Linked DNA regions of Mus musculus: regions 2 and 3 are each linked to region 1. The links are chromatin loops, found by intact Hi-C in ENCODE. Cell type or tissue: heart. All regions are shown on one strand. Each heading gives the region's core, and the rest is flanking DNA. Links, peaks and the distances in the headings are about the cores only.

The links. A loop is a pair of places that touch in the nucleus more often than their neighbours do. Peaks named below come from ENCODE experiments on the same cell type or tissue, not always from the same donor. Only the 100,000 strongest peaks of a DNase experiment are listed, where the experiment ranks them.
Region 2: it touches region 1 in a loop (4-fold over the local background); 1 of 42 quality-filtered maps calls a loop at or near these places.
Region 3: it touches region 1 in a loop (17-fold over the local background); 1 of 42 quality-filtered maps calls a loop at or near these places.

Annotation. Positions count from the first base shown.
Region 1 is chr11:61,927,916-61,933,849 of GRCm38, reverse strand. It overlaps Akap10 (A kinase (PRKA) anchor protein 10), which reads left to right and starts at 3,593. Exons shown (of 15, transcript NM_019921.3): 1 at 3,593-3,861. The coding sequence starts at 3,774. In heart, for the core only: a CTCF peak has its summit at 3,485 (motif pointing right); a DNase peak (open chromatin) is centred at 3,509; H3K4me3 peaks cover 2,602 bases; H3K27ac peaks cover 2,330 bases.
Region 2 is chr11:62,547,322-62,553,255 of GRCm38, reverse strand. Ubb (ubiquitin B) reads right to left here and starts at 2,085. Exons shown (of 2, transcript NM_011664.4): 1 at 1,661-2,085; 2 at 43-1,116. The coding sequence starts at 1,110. The coding sequence ends at 193. In heart, for the core only: no CTCF peak of the experiment used is centred there; DNase peaks (open chromatin) are centred at 1,775, 2,205, 2,755 and 3,395; H3K4me3 peaks cover 2,695 bases; H3K27ac peaks cover 2,653 bases.
Region 3 is chr11:60,533,976-60,539,909 of GRCm38, reverse strand. Alkbh5 (alkB homolog 5, RNA demethylase) reads right to left here and starts at 2,227. Exons shown (of 4, transcript NM_172943.4): 1 at 715-2,227. The coding sequence starts at 1,487. In heart, for the core only: a CTCF peak has its summit at 2,736; DNase peaks (open chromatin) are centred at 1,019, 1,929, 2,269, 2,649 and 3 weaker places; H3K4me3 peaks cover 3,275 bases; H3K27ac peaks cover 3,577 bases.

The sequences.
Region 1 (5,934 bases), core at 1,120-5,119:
CTGTTAAGTCAAAGCTGTCATACTGTGTCTCTGGAAGCACTCTCACAGACAGGCCCTGAGGTGTAATCTACTAACCCCCTGGCCATTGTCTGGTCCAATCAAATGAACAATCAAACTTAATCAAGAAACATTTTGCCCAAGAATGTTTGCACAATCCTAAATATGTAGGAATATAAAATAAGCATATGAAACATTTACTGATAACAAACCACAGAGAAATCTATTTGAAAACAATTATTTGACAGAAGTAGAATTTTACCATTTATTTAAAATGAAAGCAAATTGGCACACATACAAGACGGGTATGCTTTTTTGTTTTTACACAAAGAATTAAATCTTGGCTAAATATTTAATACTGTAAGACAAAAAGCATCATCAATGTCTGTCAGAATTGAATATTTTGATTTTGTAATTGTTACACTGCCGCTTTGCCTAAAGGCATAGTACAACAAACTATGCATGTTTGGGGCCATTTCTGAGTTTTTGAGAATCTCTCTGTTAACGGCATATATATATATATATATATATATATATATATATATATATATATAAGAAAATCAAACAGAAAATTTGAAAATCAGATGTTCTAACACAACACAATCCAAAGATACACTACTTTGATATTTCCATGCTGTGGCATGATGGTAGGAAATATTGAACACTTTGTTTTCCACAGTGAAGACATTGTATTTCTATAGCATCAGGAAACTTGATAAGTACAGTAAATAACACTGCAATTCATAATATCCAGTAGTCTTAACTCTGATCTGAGGGGTTTCAAGCATCATTTATTGGTGGAGTTCTATGTGGGAAAGTACTCCCTCAGATTCCTAAGTGCATCGTGTTTTGTGTGTTCAGAAGCAAGAGTGCATAATTGTTGTTGTCATGTGACACAGCAGGGCAAGGGCTGACAGAAATATCTTGGGACTTATCCAACCTTTGAGCTTTAACTTTATTTTTAACTGATTTGTTTGATCACCTACAACTGGACCTCTATGTTAGGGGTAAACATGCTTCTCTGTGTGTGTGTGTGTGTGTGTGTGTGTGTGAGTGTGTGTGAGTGTGTGTGTGTGTGTGTGTGTGTGTGTGTGTGTGTGTGTGTGCATGCAGAGGCCAGAACAGGGCATCAGGTGTCCTCACCTACTTCTTTTGAGTTCTACAGTTCTGAGCATATCTTGCCCAGATTGGGGTCTTCCAAAGCAGGTACAAGTTGTCTGGAGTGGTTATAACTACAGTAAGACTTCCTGAAGTGGGAGTCACAGCTTCACCAACAACCCTTCTTCCTTCCTTCCTTTCTCTATCTTGTATTACCATTGAGATCCTAGGTCATTACAAAGAAACCCAAACCATCCTCTATAAACAAGACATGATGGTGGCAGGATCTCTTGTGGGGTGGTGGTGAGGTGTATGTGTGAAGGATTATGAAAAGTCTTAATTGTAAAGTGCTAGGAACATAGAGAGTACATCACAAGTTCTTAGTAAATAATGATTTCGATTAGCTGACTGCTATGTCTAGCTGTCTGAGAGATAGTGGAAATAATAAAACTTATTCAAGGAACTAACAAAACGAAGCAGTTTTTAAATATACAATTCTGCAGAAAGGGATGCCAGCAAAAAGAAAAGTCAAAAATTTCTGGTGCAATGCTTTGGTACAAGGCAGTGATTTTTAAGGTCCCCCCAATCTGGAGGGGTTTTAAGTTCCCTCTAATTCTATTCTTGTCTCCATTGGCTAGAACTTGCCCCTTTCCCAAATTTCCCATGTTATTGTTTTAGGACACAAAACCTTATCTAATGAATAGTTTGGGGCTTGAGATAGCACCCCTCCTCCTTTTCTGACCATGAGCAATAGGGTAGCAGACTACCTGTAACTTTTTTAGAGTTCTGTGACAAGCCTGCACCAGCCACCAGCTAGGGGGCCTATTGCTTTCTTCTTATCTGTAAATGGACTGTAACAATCTATTTCTCACAGAGAATAAAAGCAACTCCAGAATCTCTGGTAGGGGGGGCTCAAAGAATAAACCTCATTGGAAATTGAGTTGAAAAACACTTCCTCAACACTGATTTATGTTTATTTAGCCTGAGAGAATGAGTAAGGATTCTAGAAATCCTAATGGAGCCAGAGCCCTCCCCTCAACCCCATTGACTTTTTGCTCATTTAAGGGATTTTTCTCACTCATTCGTCTGGTGTTCCTCCTGCCCTGATCAGCTAACCAATAGTTAACAAATACAAAACAGTCTCTGCCAAGACTGGAACTCCAGAAGGGAAAGGCAAAGGAATAATGTAAGACACACCACCCATTCTGCCTAAGAACAGAGTAGATACTCTAACTGTGGATCCTTTGCAAGTGTTGTCTGTGCTCCTAATTGCTAAGCCATCGTTCAACGCCTTGTTTTGTTTTTATCTGTTTGAGACACAGTCTCACCTTGGCCTAAAATTCCCTAAGTAAATCAAGCTGACCTGGGACTCAGTGATCCACTGGCTTCTTTCTGCCTTCCAAGTGTGTTAAAGGCTTTCACCACCAGAGCACCTCCCCTGGCTTGCCTTAATATTCTTAGGCAAGGAAAGGTTTTCAAGGGTGGGCAGTGGGTGGGAATAGGGGAGGGGTATGCCCAGAGTGTAATATTCATTTCCAAATCATCTCAGACCTCCACACCATTACCTCACATGGGGCAACCACAGCCCTGCTCTCCTTTTCAGTTCCTGCCCAGCGTGACCTTGAAAGCTGGCCTAGTTTCCTCCATACCAAGAGCAAGTTTAAAGACTGTTACTAACCTGGAGGGTTTAGTATGGTATCTGTGCACGATGTTATAAATAAGTTTAGCTATGATGGTTTTTCATCATTTAGCAAACAGGCTTGGAAACAAAACTAGCAAACTTATTAACCTGCTCTAATAATATGGTTAAGACTCCAGGCTTTACTTAGTTCCTGTTTTAACACACCGAATAATCAGGCAAGTTGCCGCTTCTGCACTTGTTTTTCCTTCTGTCTCAGGTAGACTTTGCTGATCCAACATAAAAATCAGCAACTGTGTGCATCACGAGTTCCTGGTTCGCTTTTGACAGTAGTTGTAGCTATAGTGGCCATCCATCCAGGGCGCTAAAGGTGGGTAAGCTTTAAGAAAGCCAGAAGATTTATAGGAAGGTGGCTTTCGAATAAGAACGGAAGAAATAGCCCTCTGTTGAGGCTCAGGTTGCTGGCTCTTTCTGTTTTGAGCATCTGTAGGGATTTCATCTGAAAATGAGCCTACCACTCTTTTTCTCCTTCCTTCCTGAGGTCACTTTGAGGGAGGGAGCTTCGGGAGCTACATAAGAGCAGCTCCTCGTCCTGCAGGCTCGCCTGCATCCCCCGGGGACCTGGCAGGGTAAAGCTGCCAAGCAGCCTGCGGCATTTAGCAAGATTCCGCGAAAAGGCTGCGCAGCAGTGCTGGCGGGGGCTTCCCGAAGAGGAGGAGGTTCAGCAAAGAGACGCTGTCATCCGAAGCCTCCAGGGGGAAGGGCTCGCGGACTCGAGGACGCCAGGTCACGTGGGCTGAGCGGGCGCGCGCCCCGGCCCCGCGGGAGGAGGTGCGCAGGAGGAGGCGGGGCCGGGGCCTCCCGTGAAGCCCCGCGCGCGGACGGACCGGAACTCTAAGCGGGTGGCTTGTTGATAACATGGCGGCAGCAGCTGCCGGGGCATCCCGAGGTGGCGGCAGCGCCCACACCCGGAAGAAGGGGCTGTTTTCGGACTAGTGCAGCGGCTCCTGCGGCCCCGGAAGTCCCGGCCAGCTGCTGAATGAGGGGAGCCGGGCCCTCCCCGCGACACTCCCCCCGCGCCCTCCGCCCCGACCCGGGCCCCGCCATGTCCTTCTTCCGGCGGAAAGGTAGCCGAGGGGTCGCCGGCGGGGGGTGAGCCGGGTCTCGGGCAGCGGTGGGGCAGCAAACCTGCAAGGGTTTTGTCAGGGCGGCCGCGAGGCTCTCGATGAGCCGCTCGGCCTCGGCGCCGACACCCGCGGTGCAGTGTGCTGCCCGGGACTCCGCAGGGAAGAAGGTGGCCTCCTCAAGCGAGGTCGAGGGGCATTGTCGCTTTGGGCCAAAAGTGTCTGCTTAAACCCATAGAAATTAACACCTGTTGGCTAAAGAAAAGGTTTTCCTGGTGTGTTTGGTTTCTGGAGGTTTGTATGTGTGTGTGATCCACGCGCGCACTGTGGATGAAGATCAAGGAAATCCCTTTACTTATAGGAAGTCTTGACTTTTCCGAATATTGGGGGGGGGGGGTTATACCTAAAACCACGTGCAACTGTTATTTCTTCAACTAGCGCTATTTTCTAGTTTCCTCTTTTGGGGGCGGGGGTGGAGAGCGGAAGGGGGCCCACTGTTATTCCTAAAATAAAATTTCTTACTACTGAAGTTCCGTATTCAGAAGACTACTGCTTTTGATGATTGAGCAACTTTACTAATTATTGAGACCGTTGCTGCTACTATAAACGAACTACTTAGATTTCGGATGTCCAGTTGTAAAAGCTTACTTAGTTTTTAAAGTAGAGGCAAGGTGATTTTGATCCTGGAAAGGGTTATGGTATTTCATTAAATATACATACACAAATTGATCAATCAAATCTCTTTAGGTGGAGGTGGTTGTATCTCTTCATTCTTACTGAGAAGATGTATCAGACAGACTTTTTTTTTTTTAAACATAACACCAAATCAGACTTGTATTCACGTGATAGCTTTTTCATAAACTCTGTAACCCGAAACAGCCGGTTAACCCACTTTTTTTCCAGCTGAGAATCAGATGATTCCTAAAGGCCTCATAGGACTGAGGCTGTCTGTTGATGCTAGGTGAGGGAATGAATGAAACTGGTAAATAATAGGAAGCTTTATCAGTAAAGTGTCTTAATATCTCTGGAGTTGTTAATGTACCTAGGTTGACAGTGTTGTGGTGCTTGTTTTTTAAGGGGGGGAATGCATTCTAAGTATGGGACTAATTCAAGTTGAACAACAGACTTCTGTCTGTTCATTTAACACACACTGTCGAGTGTCCAGTCTGCCAGACACTGTCTTAGGGTGTCATGAAATAGTTATATGGACGTAGTCTCTGTACCTATGAAACTCATTGATGCTGAAGGCAGGCAATAAATAAGGCCAAAAAAAAAAGTGTGTATATACTTACAAATTGAATGATGTGTAATGAAAGACTAATTTATGAAGAAAAACCTATTTTGGTTGGATGTTAGAAGAATTCAGTATGTAACCTTGAAACGTAAAACTAGAGGATCAGTAGTAGAATGTAACTTTAGAGAGGTCAGGAAAGACACTGGAGGTACCAGGAATAAAGAGCTGGTGCCCTTTAGGAAAGGCAAGGTGGCCACTGTGGCTGAGGCATAGAGAAGCAGATAGGCAGACACCACATTATCGAGAGTTTTATTCCAAATGCAGAGAGAATATATTGTAAAGCTTTTGAAGAGAGGTGACCTTACAATAAAGGGTGATCTGATTATTTGCTTAGAAAGTTTATTCTAGAGCCAGATGCTCAGCAGATAAAGACCCTTGCTGTGCAGCCTAACCATCAGAGTTAGAGCCCCAGGACCCACAATGGTGGAGGGAAAGAGTAACTCCCATTAAGTTGTCCTCTGACCTCCACACATGTGCTGTGTGGTACATCCACTCCCACAAAATAAATAAATGTACTTAAGGAGTAAAAAGATTATTCCAGATGATTTCTGGAGATTGAATGTGGCAAGAGAGCTAGAAACAACCTTTTTGAGGGGTTGGGAGTCAAGACAGTCTGGCTTTGTAGTCCTGGCCTTAGCATTTCCTGTTGAGATGGGGACCTTGTGGACATTCTTCTTCCTCTAATTTAGTATTTGGATTATAGGCATGTATCACCACACCCAACCTCTGAAAACAGCCTCATAAAGATCCTTCAATTTAATTTTCTTTCTTGTTAGAGGTTT
Region 2 (5,934 bases), core at 627-4,626, 620 kb before region 1:
CCACCACCCAAGCCACCACAGAATTTCACAAGTGACACCATATATGCTTACCATGCAACAAAACCTTTATTAACATTTTTTAACAGAGGTTCAGCTATTATTGAAACTTGTAATTTCTAAACTTAAATTGGGGCAAGTGGCTAGAGTGCAGAGTAATGCCATCACTGCCCACTGGGAATGCAGACCGAATAATTAATAGCCACCCCTCAGACGGAGGACCAGGTGCAGGGTCGACTCTTTCTGGATGTTGTAATCAGAGAGAGTGCGGCCATCTTCTAGCTGCTTGCCGGCAAAGATCAGCCTCTGCTGGTCAGGGGGGATGCCCTCTTTATCCTGGATCTTGGCCTTCACATTCTCGATGGTGTCACTGGGCTCCACCTCCAAGGTGATGGTCTTGCCGGTCAGGGTCTTCACGAAGATCTGCATGCCACCTCTCAGGCGAAGGACCAGGTGCAGGGTTGACTCCTTCTGGATGTTGTAATCAGAGAGGGTGCGGCCATCTTCCAGCTGCTTGCCGGCAAAGATCAGCCTCTGCTGGTCAGGGGGGATGCCCTCTTTATCCTGGATCTTGGCCTTCACGTTCTCGATGGTGTCACTGGGCTCCACCTCCAGGGTGATGGTCTTGCCAGTCAGGGTCTTCACGAAGATCTGCATGCCACCCCTCAGACGGAGGACCAGGTGCAGGGTTGACTCTTTCTGGATGTTGTAATCAGAGAGGGTGCGGCCATCTTCCAGCTGCTTGCCGGCAAAGATCAGCCTCTGCTGGTCAGGGGGGATGCCCTCTTTATCCTGGATCTTGGCCTTCACGTTCTCGATGGTGTCACTGGGCTCCACCTCCAGGGTGATGGTCTTGCCGGTCAGGGTCTTCACGAAGATCTGCATGCCACCTCTCAGGCGAAGGACCAGGTGCAGGGTTGACTCCTTCTGGATGTTGTAATCAGAGAGGGTGCGGCCATCTTCCAGCTGCTTGCCGGCAAAGATCAGCCTCTGCTGGTCAGGGGGGATGCCCTCTTTATCCTGGATCTTGGCCTTCACGTTCTCGATGGTGTCACTGGGCTCCACCTCTAGGGTGATGGTCTTGCCGGTCAGGGTCTTCACGAAGATCTGCATTTTGACCTTGAATTTAAAAGGTAAAAATTTAAAAGCCTACTAAAATCTTCGATTCCCTACAAAATACTTCTACTCAAAACTCCTCCCCTTTTTGTCATAACATAAAACCTGTTTTGTCATGGTTTCAAACTGCTAAACCTTTCCAAAACACTAAACTGGCATTTGGAACATTCATCAACTGCGGGGCATCCAAGTTCGCTAACAATAGACATGATAAATTGAAAATAAAAAATATCCAGACCAGAAGCCATCGATAAAAATTCAAGTAATAAACAATGCCCGAGTGAGAAGTACCTCTTTTCTGCCTCCCCCCACTGAAATAACCACGATGGACTCTCCATCGGTTAAGCGTCCGTTAAGCTCCCTGGCGCGCGCGCCAGGGCCGCCCCCGCTCCGCGCACGCGACCAAGGCCCACTCTTCCCGGAAGGCCCGTTGCCGCGTCACGTCACCTCGCTCCCCTCCCCCACCCCAAGAAAAAAAAGGCCCGCTTAGCACCACGTAAGCCCCCTCTCTAAATCCTCCCATGATTCAAACGCCGTAGACAAATACCTGTTAACAAATGTGATGAAAGCACAAACCGCCCAGCGCGTCGAAACACCCTCACAGAAAGACCGCCGAACCGGACAAAGCCTCTCGTCACTGAGCTCAGTGGCCGCGCGAGCCGCTATTTATGCAGCGTCTGTTGCGTGACTGCTCACTCCTACGTAGCTGTTGTCTTCCTGCGCCACCGAAAGTAGTTCCGCGGGCCCCCACCTCCCCCAGACCAATTAGGCGTTTTTGCCGAGCTCCCGATTCTTCAGAACCAAAGAAAAGAGTACTACCAAACGAGAGACACTGTATTCCCGGCGTCTCGTCTCCTCTCGTGCAAAAAATTGAAAAAATCATCACGCGGATGAATCCAAGTTAAAGGGCCCTCCCTCGAAAGCTCTGGAAACCTCCTTGCGGCGCCAGCGCTGATTGGTGAGGAGTCAAAGATGAGGCCGACGCTGATTGGTGGAGGTCGCGGGCCGCTCGATTGTTGCTGGGCTCGGTTCTCGGGCAGTTTAACGTCGACGTTGCTAAGTAACCGAGTGCGCATGTGCGGGCGCTCGCCTTAGCGAAATACTGATGTTTCCTGCTTGAGGTGGGGGAGGGGCGTCTTCTCTTCCCGCGTCCGGAACCCCGCGTCCCGAGTTCCCCGTGGTTCTCTCGCACCCATCGCTCGGCGGCTTTACGCCACAGGGTGAATTGCGACCTCACCCTGCTCCCCCTGGCTGGACTCTAGCTTCGCCCAGGCCCCCTCCAGTATGAGCATTGATGCTTCCGTAGCCAGTGTTTTTAGTTGTTTTGTCTTGTGGCTTAGCCGCCCACGGGCCCAGATGTGGGTGGGAGTGGGGTGGCTGCCGGGCTGGAAGCTGAGGATTTAGCCAGAGACCCAGCCCAGAGCCCGGCCGGACTTACAGATTCTCTCCCTCCCCAGCAATCTACAAACAAAGGAAGGAAAGAGGAGAAATGCCTATTAGACTCAGTACCCGGGGTTCACCCACCTCTCCCATTGGGATGTCTATTGTGCAAAGGAAGGGAAGGGGCCCGTTAATCCTAGAACCTCAACCTCAGGACTAGGTTCTGAGGTTTTGGGTGTGGTTGCTTTTCCCTCATCGAGATCAACAAGGAAGGAGCAGAACTGCTCGGATTGCTTTGTCATGCGGAGTCACGAGGATGGCCATGTAAACAGTTTTGTTTGCATAGGCTACCGGCTTCCGTACAGTAAGAAGTCTAGCTACGCTAACAGATTAAACTTCACTCTGTAAAGGTTTACGAGTTATTACCATATTACTGAAGGAAACGTTAGGAACATAGCTGGTTTGCCTAGCATGAACCAAAAGCTCCAGTTTGATTCCCCAGCCCAAAGTCTGCTTTCTAGAATAAAGAGCAGGTAGAATTTTATTTGAAGTGAATTGAAATTCAGAAAATGTCTCCTTTGCATAGTATTTTATTTTTATTAGGAAGCATGAGTCGGACCTTGTTTCAACAAGCAGAGTATGTCTGAGTCAGACATTTTGAGGCACAGACTCAGCCAGAGTGCTGATCTTATGATTGATGCGATGACTTCATTGGGGTAAGTTCCAGCAATTGCCAGACGGGTTATTGCTTCCTAGTTTGTTTTGTTTTCAAAGTAGATCGTTTGGTGACTTCAACCCAGTAATAATATTTCAAAAGAATGGCATCTGGACAAGATAGATTTTTTTTTCCGTAGCATAGTTTTTGTTGCTTGTGCTGTGTTCACCCCTAGCCCCACCCCTTGGAGACTGGCCATCACTCTGTAGCCCTGGTTGGCCTGGGATGACTATGTAAATCAAGAGCTCACAAGAGATTCTCTTGGTTCTGTCTTCCGAGTGTTGGAATTAAAGACACGGACCATCGTGCCCAGCATGATGTAAACAGATTTTTTTAAAAAGTATTTTATATCTGAGTGTTTTCCTTGTATGTATGTCTATATAGTACCTGTGTATCTGGTACCTGAGGAGCTCAGGAGGGTACCAGATACCCTAGAACTATACAGACTGCTGAGTACTTGTGTGGCTGCTTGGGAATCGAGCAGCTAGTGCTCTTAACTGCTCCAGCCCTCTATAAACAGATTTAAAAAAAAAAAAAGACAGTATAAATTTTGAGATTAGAAGTTTATTGAGTTAGTTCAACAATGTTTCTCCAATTAAAAAGGAACTGTTTTCCATTTTTGTTCACAATAGAAAAAAAAATTGTGTCATCTTTAGGCCCTAAAACACATGAATACACCTGTGTGTGTGTGTATGTGTATTGCTCTGTAGACCAGGCTGGCCTCCCATCTCAGAGATCCCCCCTGCCTCTGCCTCCTGCCTCCAGAGTGTGGAAACTAAATGCGTGTGAGAAATATGTATTGACTGGACAGCAGTGACACAGTGACACATGCCTTTAATCCAGAACTAGGGAGGCAGAGGAAGGGGATCTCTGAGCTCGAGGATAGCCAGGAATACATCCTGCCTCAAACACAAAAATAAGGAAGAAAGGAAGGAAAAGGAAAAGACTTATTTATTGAAATAGGGTCTCATGTAGATCAGGCTGGCCTTGAACTCAATTATATAGCCCAGGATGACCTCACACTCATGATCTTCCTGCCTCTGCCTCCTAAGTGCTGGAATTGCAGGTGTGTACCACCATAACTGTACTGGCAGGAAAGAGACACTTGTATTCTGAGACACGTATGTCCTTCCATTAGGGCTATCAGGCCTCTCACACAGTAGACCCCAAGGAATTAGAATTTACTGAGGAATCTCACACTAAGAGAAGAAAAAGGCTTAAAATCCTGGATCTTGCCTTATAGGAATTTCTCTCTCAGGTAGAGATTTCACCCGGGTCTGACAACTTGTCAGACCACATTGAAGGAGAAACTGGAGTCCTGACAGTGAGGACTGTGGAGGCCACACTTCCATCACAACTGCTTAGTTATGCACATAACCAACTGTCTTATACTTAAATATTTTCTCATTTAAAAAAATTATTTATTATTATACATAAATTCACTGTAGCTGACTTCAGACACACCAAAAGAGGGCGTCAGATCTCATTATGGGTGGTTGTGAGCCACCATGTGGTTGCTGGGATTTGAACCCAGGGCCTTTGGAAGAGCAGTCAGTGCCCTTACCTGCTGAGCCATCTCACCAGCCCATTTTCTCATTTTTAATTATGTGTCTCTGTGTGCATACATGCATGTGGACACAGGTGTCTGCAGTGGCCAGAAGAGGGTGTTGGATACCCCTGAAGCTGTAGTTACCCTGGAACTGTAGTTACCCCTAAACCTGTAGTTATAGGTGGTTATGAGCAGCTGCCTGATGAGGGTGCTGGGAACCAAACTCAGGTTCACTGCAAGAGCGTCAAATGCTCTTAACAGTTGAGCTGTGTCTACAGCCCCTTTATTTAAATCTAAACCTCATGTTGGCTCTTTGAAGATAGACTTGAGGGGAAGGCACTGTATGTCTTTATTTGTTCCTCGTTCCAGTGGCACCACATTGGGTAAATCTCCCTTTTCTCTTTTTCATTATTACTTGTCTGATTGGCCTATTGAAGACCGGTGGTCACGCCTAACTAATTAGGGCTGCCAGGGCCCAGGCTCTGACTGTAACTTTTCAGGTCTGTGGTGATATTTAAAATATAATATTAAGGGGCAAGAGAGATGTCTCAGGAATTGGGCCCTTACTACTCTTGCAGAGGACTTCAGTTTGGTTCCCTGCACCCCATATCAGGTAGTACCCTCCCTCTGTGTGGGCACCTGTGTGCACTGGTCTATGTAGCTATTTGTTTAACATAGTTAGGAGACAGAATTTATTATAAGTCAGAAATTTTAAAAGATGTATAGTCAGGCACTCATGCCTGTGAATCCCAGCACCTGCAGAGCTGGGGCAGAAGGGTTGCTAAGAGTTTGAGGGCAGCCTAAACAACATAGTGAATTCTAGGCTACCCTAAAACTACAAAACATGCCCCTGTCTCAAAAAATAAACAAACAAAAGAATGTCTAAAGATGTAACTCAGTTGGTACAGTGCTTGCCTGGTAGGCCCCAAAGAATCCTCAGCATATAAACTGTGCTGAGACCATCCTCAGCCACATAGGACAGAGGGTCGGAAACTGCAGGTCAGTCTGGCTACCTAGTGAGTCTAAGGGCAGACTGGGATGCAGCAGACTGGGATGCAGCAGAGTGTCTCGAAAAATTTAAAAGGTAAAAATTGTTTATATTGAGTACCGAAATGAACATAGAACAAAATTCCATAATATCGGGGGGGGGGATTGTTTGTTTGTTTTTGTTTTTGTT
Region 3 (5,934 bases), core at 627-4,626, 1.4 Mb after region 1:
GTTAAACAACAACAAAAAAAAAAAAACAGAACAGAGAAAACTTTTAGATAAACTTAACAAAACAGGGAAAACTTTAGTTAAGCACAGGTTTTTAAGATATGGAAATGAGGTCCAAAACCGAAAGTGATTTGCTTTAAACCAAAAGGAAAACATGAAGCCTTGTGTTCATTCTCTAGGCACCACCAAAAAAAAAAAAAAAAAAAAAAAAAAACAACAACAACAACAACAACAACAACAACAACAAAAAAAACTGGCCAGTGCACATCTGTAATCTCAGCACCTGGGAGGCCAAGACAGGAGAATCAGACATTCAAGATCATCCTCCTTTGTGTAGAAGGTTGAAGGCTAGCCTGGGCGACCTGAGACCCTCACCCCATCCCCACCCCCAAAACGATAAAACAAAATGCAAGACAAGGAGACCACATTCATAGAACTCGAACTCCTATGCTAGTCTTCAGAAAGATGCTTTCAGATGAATTCTCAGATAAGCTACTATGGCCACTTCAAACCTGCCTGCAGGTACACAATTCCACATTAGTCTTATCCTGCTATGAGTTTCAGACACAAGCTTCCTATGGTTTGCACGCAAAAAGAAAAAAGGCGAGTCAGAACCATAATAAGAACCGGCTCCCGCCAGCTGTGGCTTCCCCGGAACCGGGTGGACACTTTTAGGCGGCAGGGTGCAGGGCCAGCCCCTCCTCCCAGGTGTGTTACCTGAGCACAGTCACGCTCCCCCTGCGCACCGGCAGAGAAAGCACAGGTTCCGACACCCGGATGGGCTTGAACTGGAACTTGCAGCCGAAGCAAAGTGCCGAGTCGCTGAAGAAAGACACGGACACGATGGGGCGCTCGAAGATGTGGATGGGGTCAACGTGGGACACGATGCAGCCGCCGGGCTGGTAGTCGTTGATGACCGCGCTGTTGACGAAGCCCTCGGGGATGACGCGGTGCTCCACCAGCTTCTGGATCACCAGCTGATGCACCCAGTCCGGGATCTCGTCGACGTCGCCCGGCGGGTAGAGGCGCTCCTGGCCCGGCCCGCGCTTCTGCAGCTGGGCCCCGTACGTGTAGCCCTCGCCGAAGAAGTACTTGTTGCGCAGGGGGGCCCGGTCCACCGTGTGCTCGTTGTACAGGCCCTTCTCGGCGCGGGACACCACCTCATCGATGCGGGCCTCGATCTTGGAGCACTCATCCTGACTGAAGAGCCGGATCTGCCGGATGCCGCTCTTCACCTTGCGCGCCTCTTCCTCCTTCTGCAACTGATGCTCCTCGTAGTCGCTGCGCTCGGGGTCCGAGTCCTCCTGGTATTTCCGCTTGGTGGTCCCGGACGCCGGGTAAGGCTCAGCGGCGGCCGCGGCAGCGGCAGCGGCAGCCACGGCGGCGGCCGCAGCGGCGGCGGCCTCCCGACTGCCCGCCTTGTAGTTGTCCCGGGACGTCATGGACTTGAGCTTCTCCCGCAGGTCGGTGTAGCCGCTGGCGGCCGCCATGGCCCCCGCCAACTCAACTCTAGGGTCCTCCGCGGCGGTCCGGCATGGCTCTCAGGGGACCCGAAAGGGACCCGAAAGGGAAGCGAGGGTCCTCAGTGCCAGGCCCCCATGCGTGGCTCAAGGGACCAAAGGGGTAGGCGTAGAGGGGCCGGGAAGGGGTCGAACCTCAGCCGCGGTCGGTCATGCAGCACCAGCTACAGCGGGGCTTCCTCCTCCTCCACCTTCTCCGCGTCCTGAGGGAAAAAGGCGCCGGCAGCGCCTCATGCCGCGGAGGGCTTCGGCCAAGACTCCGCCAGACTCCCGGTCGGACCCTCAGACGCCCGGCCCGGCCCGCACTTTAAAGCTCTCCTCACGACGTCACCGCCAGCCCGCCCGACCTCCGACAGCGCCGCTCCTTAGCGGGCTTCTCGACGCGCGTGCGCACTGCCGGCGGCCACGAGACTCCACGTACTTTGAGCATGCGCGTGCGTGCCGCCCAGTCGGCGGAGAGGCCGGCGCATGCGCAGACGAGGCCCGCTCGTCGGCCGCCGCCCCTCCCCCCACCCGCGGAAAGCTTCGAGAACAGCTCCCGAAAACAACAATTTGCCTGCACGCCAAGCCGCCTCCGGGGCCGAGGGACTCCACCCGCCGGAGTGTGCTCGCGGTGTCCACTGGACAGCGCTGCCGCGTCACGGCATCGTGCGGATGCCCGCAGACGCCTCAGCTTCCAGCGCACAAATCCTCGGGAATCGCCACAACCCAGTCCGCCCCGTGACCGCCCCCTTTGGAGCTTCCACTTTCTTAATTGGACTGCCGGCCACGCGTTGGGCAAACACGGACTGGAGTTTCCAGAGTCGGTTGGTAAATCATGCTTGTCAATCAACTAGTCTCCTTGGCTACTGCGTCCATCACTTAATTAGCTTCGGGCAGAAGCTCGAGGACCCCTGAAGAGTGAATGGGTGGCTAAGTAAGTGCCTGAATGGAGTTCTCGGCGACGAAAAGCCCTCAGGACTCCGGTGAAGCTTCGGAAACAGTGGAAAGTTAAAATTACGGGCAGGAGAGCATCAGGCCCAAACTGTGGAGCAAGCCAGGACAACAAAAGCTGGAGGCGCGCGGTCCGGGCACCCACACCCCATTCCCGCCGCCATCGCTTCCCGAAGCGGACGTTCCACAAGTCACGTCCCGGGACTGCCCACGGGTCGCGCAGCCGCGGGCACGCGCACGGGCACGTCACGTTCCTACTGGGGTTGGGCGTTGTTATAGGGGGCGACAAAAAGGCTTTCCTGTCTGAAGGGCGCAGATTTACCACGGATCGGTCCAAATTGGAAATATTCTTCAGACAGAAAATAAATAAATTGCACAGTGGGATGGTAAATGCGTCTCAGCACTCTGGAGACTGGTTGGAGGATAGCTCACAAATTGGATGCCAACCTAGGCTACACAGCGAGCCTCTGTCTCAAAACAACTACAACAAACCCAAACAATAAAAAATCCTGAAGCGGAGGAGAAAGCCTGAACAAAGGTTTAGCCGTGCTGGAGGTCCCTGGGCACTCCAGCAAATAGGAATAGCAAAGAGGTTCTGCTCTGAACCTCCCCAAGATGAATTCCAGCTTCCTTTTCTGGTTCCCAGTCCCTTTTCCAGTCTTTGATACTCCGTCAGATTTTCATATATCGCCGCCCCTCCTGGCTGTCCATGCTGTCTGTCATCTGTAATGCCTGTCCATCTACAGTGTCTGTCACACAGCTCACCCCTTGTCTTCCAGGCATCCCAGAGTCTGGTGTGTAAAACCAGGAACCAGTACTTACCTCGAACGGTGGTTGTGAGGATGGAATGACGCAGCAGAAGGATTGCTGATACAGCATCCAGACCTCAGTCTTCTAATCTGAAAACTGAGGGTGGCAGCAGTCTCTGTTGGAAAGTGGGGACTGTGTGGTAACTTGGAAAAGTTTGTGGAGTGGAAAGCCAAGAAATTAGGGAATCCAGGCCACCCTCTCTCCCAAACAGCAGGCAGACAAAAGGGAAATGGGTCTGGGGATTCCCGGGGCAGCCCCTTGGGCCCAGGTGACAGAGAGAGGGTGGAAGGGCAGCTGCAGGTAGAAGATGGACTGAAGGGCAAAGCCAGCTGAACTGGACTTGAGCCCGGTCTGTACTGTGTGAACACCTGGTGGGTCTCTTACCTGAGCAGTTTGCCTGGGCAGATTGAAGCTTTTCAGGAGCCCAGCTCTCTAAGCCTCTGATCTGCCTTTCATGGCGGGAGCTCTTTACCACTGCACCCAGATGCACCTAATAGCTAAGGTCCCCAGCTCTGCTCACCCAGGCAAAAATGACCCTCTTTGGGTACGGTGCACACCTTTAAACCCAGCACTAAGTTTTGTGTGTGTGTGTGTATGTACCTCAGGAGTTCAGGGCCAGCCAGGGCTACATAGACTGCCTCAGAAAAAGATTTTTTTTTTTTTAAGCGACTATCCCATAGGTTGAACTCTCCAATCCCAGGGTGTTTTCTCCTTGACTGTGCTTTTTAGTCAAGCCCAGATCCTGTGGGGAAAAAGCCAGGCTGCCTGGGTTGAACTTCACAAGGCCACTTGCACAAGTCCAATACTGTCCGCACTCCAGCAGCAATTTCATAATTATACCAGCCTCACTGGGATATTTTAGGGATTAAATGAGTTAGCATTTATCCAGGGCATGGCACATAGTAAAATTTGTTTGTTTGGTTGGTTGGTTGGTTTGTGTTGGTTTTGTTTTGTTTCTTTCAAGATAGAGGTTCTCTGTGTAGTCTTGGCTGTCTGGAGCTTGATCTATAGACCAGGCTGGCCTTGAGCTCACAGAGATCCGACTGCCTTTATCTCCCGAGTGTTGGGATTAAAGACCCTGGTTTTTGTTTTTGTTTTTTTGTTTTTTACATTTTACTTATTTGTCTTTTTCCCCCCTTTACATCCCTACACAGCTCCCCTCTGTCATCCAAGTCCCAACCTTACAAATCCCTCCCTCCACTGCCTACTTCCCTTCTTTTCAGAGAAAGGGTAGCCCCCGCCTTGGGTAGCACCCCACCCTGGGACATGTAGTCCCAGGAGAACTAGGCACATCCTCTCCCACTGAGGCCTAACCAGGCAGTCCAGGTAGGGGGAAGGGCAAGAAACAGACCCAGACAGCTCCCACTCCACTTGTTAGGGGACCCACATGAAGACCAAGCTGCACATTTGCTACAAATGTGTAGGGTCCAGGTCCAGCTCCTGTATGCTCCCTGGTTGGTGGCCCAGGCTCTGTGAGCCCCATGGCCCCAGGTTAGTTGATGCTGTGGTTTTTCTCATGGTGTCTTTGAACCCTCTTCCTTGCTCACTTCTATCCCCAACTCTTCCACAAGACTCCTTGGACTCCTCATGATGTTTGGCTGAGGGTCTCTGTATCTGCCTCCATCTGCTGGATGAAGCCTCATCAGGAGACAGTTACACTAGGTTCCTGTCTGCAAGCATAGCAAAGTATCATTAGTAGTGTTGGGCCAGCTCTCTCTCACATGGAATGGTTCTCCAGTTGGAGCAATCATTGGTTGGCTGTTCCCTCAGTCTCTGATTCATCTTTATCCCTGCACATCTTGTGGGCAAGACAAAATCCTGCCTGGCTACAGGAGGCAGTCACTTCAGACTTTATATCCCCCTCTGGTAGAAATCTCAGCTAGAGTCACCCCATAGACTCCCCGTATCGTCTCCAGTCCCAGGCCTCCAGCTAGTCACCAGAGATGACCCTGGTGATTTCCATTGTCACTCCCAATCCTCTCCTGCCCCTCCCTGATATTGTTTCTTGAGACAAGGTCTTGTTCTATAGCAGAGGATGCCTTTGAACAGATCTTCCTACCTTTGCCTCTTAAACTTACCTTTATGTATGTGTGTTCATGTGTGTGCAGTGCATTTGTGTGTAGGTACATTGTGACATGCATATTCAAAGCCAACCTCAGGTATTATTACTGGAGTGCTGCCTACCATATTTTGAGACAGGATCTTCTGCTGGCCTGGAACTTGCTAAGTAGGCTAGGCTGGTCTGGGAATCCTGTCTTAGCCTCCCCAGTCGCAAAATTACAGTTGTCTACTTATTTAAAAAACAAAAACAAAAACCTTGGATTCTGGGGGCTGAACTCAGGTTTACCAAATGAAACTTCTCCCAAGTGCCTTTAAGACAATGTAGGGCTGGAGAGATGCTTAGTCTGCAAAGTACCTGGGACATAAACATAAAGAGTAGAAGTCAGATCCCCAGCACCCATGTAAAGAAGCTGGATGATGCATGCCTGTAGCCCCAGCAGTAGGGGCAGTGGGATGCTGGTGAACATTTTGGAGACAGCCAGAGTCCTGCAGCGTATTGACAGATAGCCTAGGGGCTGGTGAGATGGCTCAGTGGGTAAGAGCACCCGACTGTTCTTCCGAAGGTCCAGAGTTCAAATCCCAGCAACCACATGGTGGCTCACAACCATCTGTA